2 separate regions of the Homo sapiens genome follow, and region 2 is linked to region 1. A link is an interaction called in ENCODE POLR2A ChIA-PET data of the cell type or tissue named here. Cell type or tissue: CD4-positive, alpha-beta T cell. All regions are shown on one strand.

What was found. ChIA-PET counts read pairs that join two places held together with the same protein. Peaks named below come from ENCODE experiments on the same cell type or tissue, not always from the same donor. Only the 100,000 strongest peaks of a DNase experiment are listed, where the experiment ranks them.
Region 2: POLR2A ChIA-PET joins it to region 1 with 13 read pairs; 12 of 35 experiments call an interaction of 5 or more read pairs at or near these places.

Annotation. Positions count from the first base shown.
Region 1 is chr4:6,908,437-6,910,936 of GRCh38, forward strand. TBC1D14 (TBC1 domain family member 14) reads left to right here and starts at 1,390. Exons shown (of 14, transcript NM_020773.3): 1 at 1,390-1,515. RefSeq lists a silencer at 757-1,816 and an enhancer at 2,057-2,126. In CD4-positive, alpha-beta T cell, no CTCF peak of the experiment used is centred here; DNase peaks (open chromatin) are centred at 1,015, 1,215 and 2,435; H3K4me3 peaks cover 2,286 bases; H3K27ac peaks cover 1,168 bases.
Region 2 is chr4:6,781,544-6,784,043 of GRCh38, forward strand. It overlaps KIAA0232, which reads left to right and starts at 1,184. Exons shown (of 10, transcript NM_014743.3): 1 at 1,184-1,298. RefSeq lists silencers at 564-1,443, 1,504-2,273. In CD4-positive, alpha-beta T cell, no CTCF peak of the experiment used is centred here; DNase peaks (open chromatin) are centred at 1,098 and 2,148; H3K4me3 peaks cover 1,857 bases; H3K27ac peaks cover 922 bases.

The DNA of each region.
Region 1 (2,500 bases):
CAAATCTTCCATTTCATGCTTCCAGATGCTTCCTGTAATGCGGAAACTCCTCCTGCCCCTGACCTTTCTGAGTGGCTGAGTCTTCCCTTAGATTGGGCTGCAGTCAGTCTCTCCCGGGTTTCCTCTCTGGTAATTTATCTGCCAGTGACAACCCTCAGGGCTCCTGGTTGGCAGGAGCCAAAGCCAAGTGGAAATCCAGGACTTCTGGCTCCCAGCGCTGGGTCTCTCCTCTTGCCCTCAAGTCCCCAGAGTCTAACGACAACCCAATAACGTCAAATACCAACTATTTGCCAGGCCCAGGGAAAATAGCAGTAAACAAGATAAGCCCGGCTTTCCTCATGGAACCCACAGCCTAGAAGGGGAATGGAGACCCACTGCCCGTCAACAGGGGCTCCTCACATACTCTCTACCAGCTCATGGAGGGCTCTGGGGCAGGGAACCTGGCTTCTGCCCCTCTCAGCTACTGACCCACCCGGGTCCTTGGGCGGAGGGCTTCATCTCTGAGCCCGTTTCCCGCTTTGTACAATGGCTCTGATCATAGATCCCGTCTCTGGAGTTTGTGCAATGTTGAGGCCAAATATGCAGATAACGCCAGGCCAGTGGCTTCCAAACCCGCGTGCACATTACACAGCTTCCCAAACTGATGATGCTTCCATCTCATCTTCAGAGACTGTGACTTAATCGGCCTGGGCTTCAGAATATTAAAAGCTCCGCAGGCAATACTAAAGTGCAGACCAGTTTGGGAACTACAGCGCCAGGCACCGTGTCACAGCGCGATAAGAGAGAACGTTCGGAAAAGCCCTTTATAGATTAAGAGACTGAGGCTGGCTGGGAGGACGCCACGGCGCCGCTCCCAAGACCACCGCGGCGGGGCCTGAGCTCCGGTGTCACGCAAAGCTTCCCTTCCGCGGCGGGGCCCGGGCCGTCTCCCGCACACCGGCCGGGGCAGGGGAGCCCCATCGATGCGCTCCGCCGCTCGGCTCCCTACGCCTGAGCCCTGCCCGCTCGAGCCCCTTCCCCCTCCCGGCCGCTTCCCACTTCCAAGATGGCTGCGGGTGGAGCCGACCAGGTAAGGGGCCCCCTGTCGGATGTCCGTGGGGGCCCTGCGGGCACAAAGGCCCGCTCAAGGCAGCTCCTCGCCACTCCGGTTGGTTCTCCGGCAAAAAAAAAGGGCCGGCGACGCCGCTCCGGAGGCCCGCGGCGGGCGGCCCCCGGAAGAGGGACAGCCGGGCGAGCGCCGAGCTCCAGACGCGGCGGCACGGGCGGAAGAACGGGCGCGGGCCGGCAGGGGGCGGGGCGCAAGTGCGTGGGGGCGTGCCCAGGGGGCGGGCGAGGGGGCGGGGCGAAGCGAGGGTGCGCGCCGCTGTTCGCCGCGGGCTGCTCGCGCGCACCTGCGGGTCGGACCCGCTGCCTACCGCGTGCCCGGCGTCCTCGTCGCGCGAGTTGCCGGTCCCGCGGGGCCTGGGCTGCGGGCCCACGGGTCCCGGGGATGGCGTCGGAGCCGCGCTAACTCCGGTACTGAGAGCCTCCCGCGAGGGCCGGGCCGCGGGCCGCGAGGGAGGGCAGGGCGCGCGGGGCCGCCACCTGCTGCAGCGCCGGCCGAGGCGGGGAGCGGCCGGGGCGAGGCAGGTCGCCGGGCGCGGGTCCTGCTGGGTGTCCCTCGCCGCGCGGCCGCGGCTCCTGCACGCCAGGGCAGCGCGTGCGTGGCGCCCGGGGTGCCGTTACGGGGCCTCCGGGGCGGGGGCGACTCTCGGGACTCGGCGGCCCTCGCGGAGGCGCGCGCTGTGTCCCGCTCCTTTACGGAACTTGACGAAAAGTTTTCCTACTCCGACGCGAGGCTCCCGGCCTGAGAAGAGGCGCCTCGGTGCGCCAGACCCCGACCCCGGAGCCCCCTTCCACCTCGGACCCTCAGTCCCCAGGCAGCGGACCCTCCTCCTTGGAGCCCCTGACCCCGCTTTCATCTCTGACCCCTCTACCCCTGGAGCCCCTGACCCGCGAAACCCCCTTTCATCTCGGAGCCCTGACCTCCTTGGACCTCCACCCACGCGAACCGTCTGTCCCTGGGCTAGGGAATCTCTCTGCCTCCGCCTTGGAGCCTCCCATTACCGGGCCGCGAAGACCCTGGCCCGGGGACTGTCTCGGGGCCGGGGTAGCTGCCTTGAGGAGTAAGTCCGGGGACTCCTGGTCTCCCTCCCGCCAGGAGTCTCTCTAGGCTGTGGGTTGCGGTCCTGATGGGAACAGCTGGTCAGGAGGATAGGAGAATGACCCTGTGGACTCCAGAGCCAGCCTCTGCGAGCCCCGGGGTGACCGCGCCTGACCAGGCCACGTGAAGTCGTTTCTGTCCTAAAGTTGCATAGGACGCCGTTTTCTCTAGCGTGGAATTGGAAGCTTTGCTTGGGAAGGTTTTATAGGCACCGGTGCGTTTTGCCCCTACTGGAGGTCCCTGGGCATCACCTTGGTTATTTCACGCACTGAGGCTAGATGAGGAGGGTAGTCGTGG
Region 2 (2,500 bases), 130 kb before region 1:
GCGGATGACAAAGATTTGTCCCACGATTTTTGTAAAGAACAAAAAGATATGTTCGCAGAAAAAACACTCTGTAGATAGTACGTAAGCGACAGTTCCTCGGTTTGTCCTTCCATGGATGCATGGAGCATCTAGCCAACTCAGCAGATGACCCCTCTCCAGTGTTTCAGCATCTGCTTCTCCCACAAGCCCGTGAGCTGGTGCAGGAAATTCTCCAACAGGTTCTGAACAGAAAAGCATAGTGCCTGGCACCTAGTGGGTGCTGCATAAATGAACAAATGACCCCAGGTAAGTCACTCCTCCCATTGGACCTCTTTCTTCTAAGTAATCTCCCTTCCTTTTCCAGGTCCATGATACTTATTTGCTTTTTTAGAACAGGCCTAGGAGTCACATTTAGGGAAGGTAGGTGGCTGTGAAGACACTTTGATTAAAAGGTTAATGCACATTTTTGGTTTCCACTTTCGAAGCTTCCAGAATTTATTTTTGCCTAGTTAATAAAAAAAGAGCCATGTCACATTTCTTTAGCTTGTCTTCTGGGTTCCTTAACAACAACAACAAAAAATTAAAGTCTTTATTTTAAGCCGCCTACTCCAGCCATCCCAGGACGCGGCGAGGAGGGGGCGCGGACAGGTGGCGCGCGAGCCCGGGAAGGCGGGGGCTGCACCGGGCCGCGGGCGGGGCCGTGCACGCCGAGCCCCACTTCCCCAGCGCGGGCCGGGGGCGGGGCGCGGCGGCAGAGTTCGGGGGCTTCTGCCGAGGGCAGTCCCACGTGCCCCTCCGCGGGAGACGTCTCCTCTCCGACGCCCAGCACGCTGGGGGGCTCCCGCTTCCTGCCTGCCCTCTCTACTGCTTGCCCTCTCACCTCCCAGCGGCTTCCGCCGCCCCGGCCAAGCTGCACGGCGCGTCCCGGGCCCTAGACCCCCACCCGCCAGGCACCAGCCCCGGCCTGTCCCCTCGCGCCGTCAGCCCGCGGCCCACCGCCCGCGCGCGCCCGCAGCCCAGCCGGAGGGAGGGGCAGGGGCGGGGACCGGCCGGCGCTGATGTAATCCCGGCACCCGGGCGGAAGGATATGGAGCGCGCCCCTGGTTGGCGGGGCGCTGAGGCCAGTTGCCGGGTAACGGAGCGGAGCGGCTCCCGGCGCGCCGCCTCCCGCCCTCCGCGGAGTGGCGCTGGGGCCGCCGCCGCCGCTTTACGTAAGGCGCAGGCCAGGGCCGCCCGGCGCTCGGCAGCCGCCCGCAGCCCCTCGGAGCCAGAGGAGAGGCGCCCCCGCCGGCCGCCGCGCCGCCCGGCAGCCTCGGCAGGTACTGCGGGCAGGCGGCGGGGAGGGAGGGCGCGGAGCAGCCCCTCGGCCGGGTGGGCGCGGGCCGGGGAGGCCGGACGCTCGCCGCCGTGGGGCTCCGGGGCCAGCCCGAGGGAGGCCGGGCCGCAGCCGAAGGCTTCGGGGTCAGCCCAAGGGAGACAGGGCCGCCGCCGTGGGCTCTGGGGCCAGCCTAAGGGAGGCCGAGCCGCCGCCGAGGGCTCCGGGGCCAGCCTGAGGGAGACCGGGCCGCCGCCGGGGGCTCCGGGGCCAGCCTGAGGGAGGCCGGGCCGCCGCTGATGGCTCCGGGGCCAGCCTAAGGGAGACCGGGCCGCTGTTGATGGCTCCGGGGCCAGCCGAGGGAGGCCTGACCGGCCCCGATCCTGGTGGTGCCCGGGCGTGCGGGTGAGCTGTGGGCCCTGGGACCCCCGCCCCGACCCCAGGACGCCGGGACACCAGCTTGCGGCTCTTGCGCCCGGGTGGGCTGTGGACGATGAGTCCGCACAATGGGTTGCCGTTGGCTGCCTCCTGCCTGGGGCAGGTGTCGCCGCGCCGGGGCGGCTCTTCTAGGGGAGACGAGGCGGGGGTGCTTAGACTTGATAGGACGTAGAGCCCCGAAAGTGGGCGCGGGAGGAAGGCTTCGGCCGGTGGGAGGCGCCCGGCGTCCCCGGCAGCGGGGTCAGGCCGGCAGCCTGGGCCGCTCGCTCGCGTTCCCTCCGTTCCCCTCCCCTCCAGCATTGTCCTTTTGGGGCCCCGGGAAGGGAAAACCGCCGGGCGGGGGAGGAGGGCCGCAGGCGGGCGGGGCCGGGAGGCCGGCTGAGCGACTGGCGCGCCGGCCTATGGCGCGGGGCGCGGCGCGGGGGGCGGGCCTGGCGGGCGGGGCCGGTGCGGCGCAAGGTTTGGCGAAGGTTACAGCTGGAGCTAGGAGTGACAGGCCCACAGTCATCCGTGCGCTGCGCGGCAAACCCTGTCGCGAGGGCGCCCCGAGTTGCTGCGGGGCCTGATCCGGCTCCTTTCCAACAATACGCGTCTGCAGCCGGCATTTCTAGAGCTCTCTGCTTCTTCCCGCTGGAGAAACCAGTGTGTGTCGTGTTGGAATGCTTCGTCTTGCCCTAGAATTCAGCTTGCGTCTTGTGGTGCGCAGGTGACAGGACCTGCCGAACTCTTGGTACAGACCCCTAAATCATGGCAGAACTGTCTTGATTT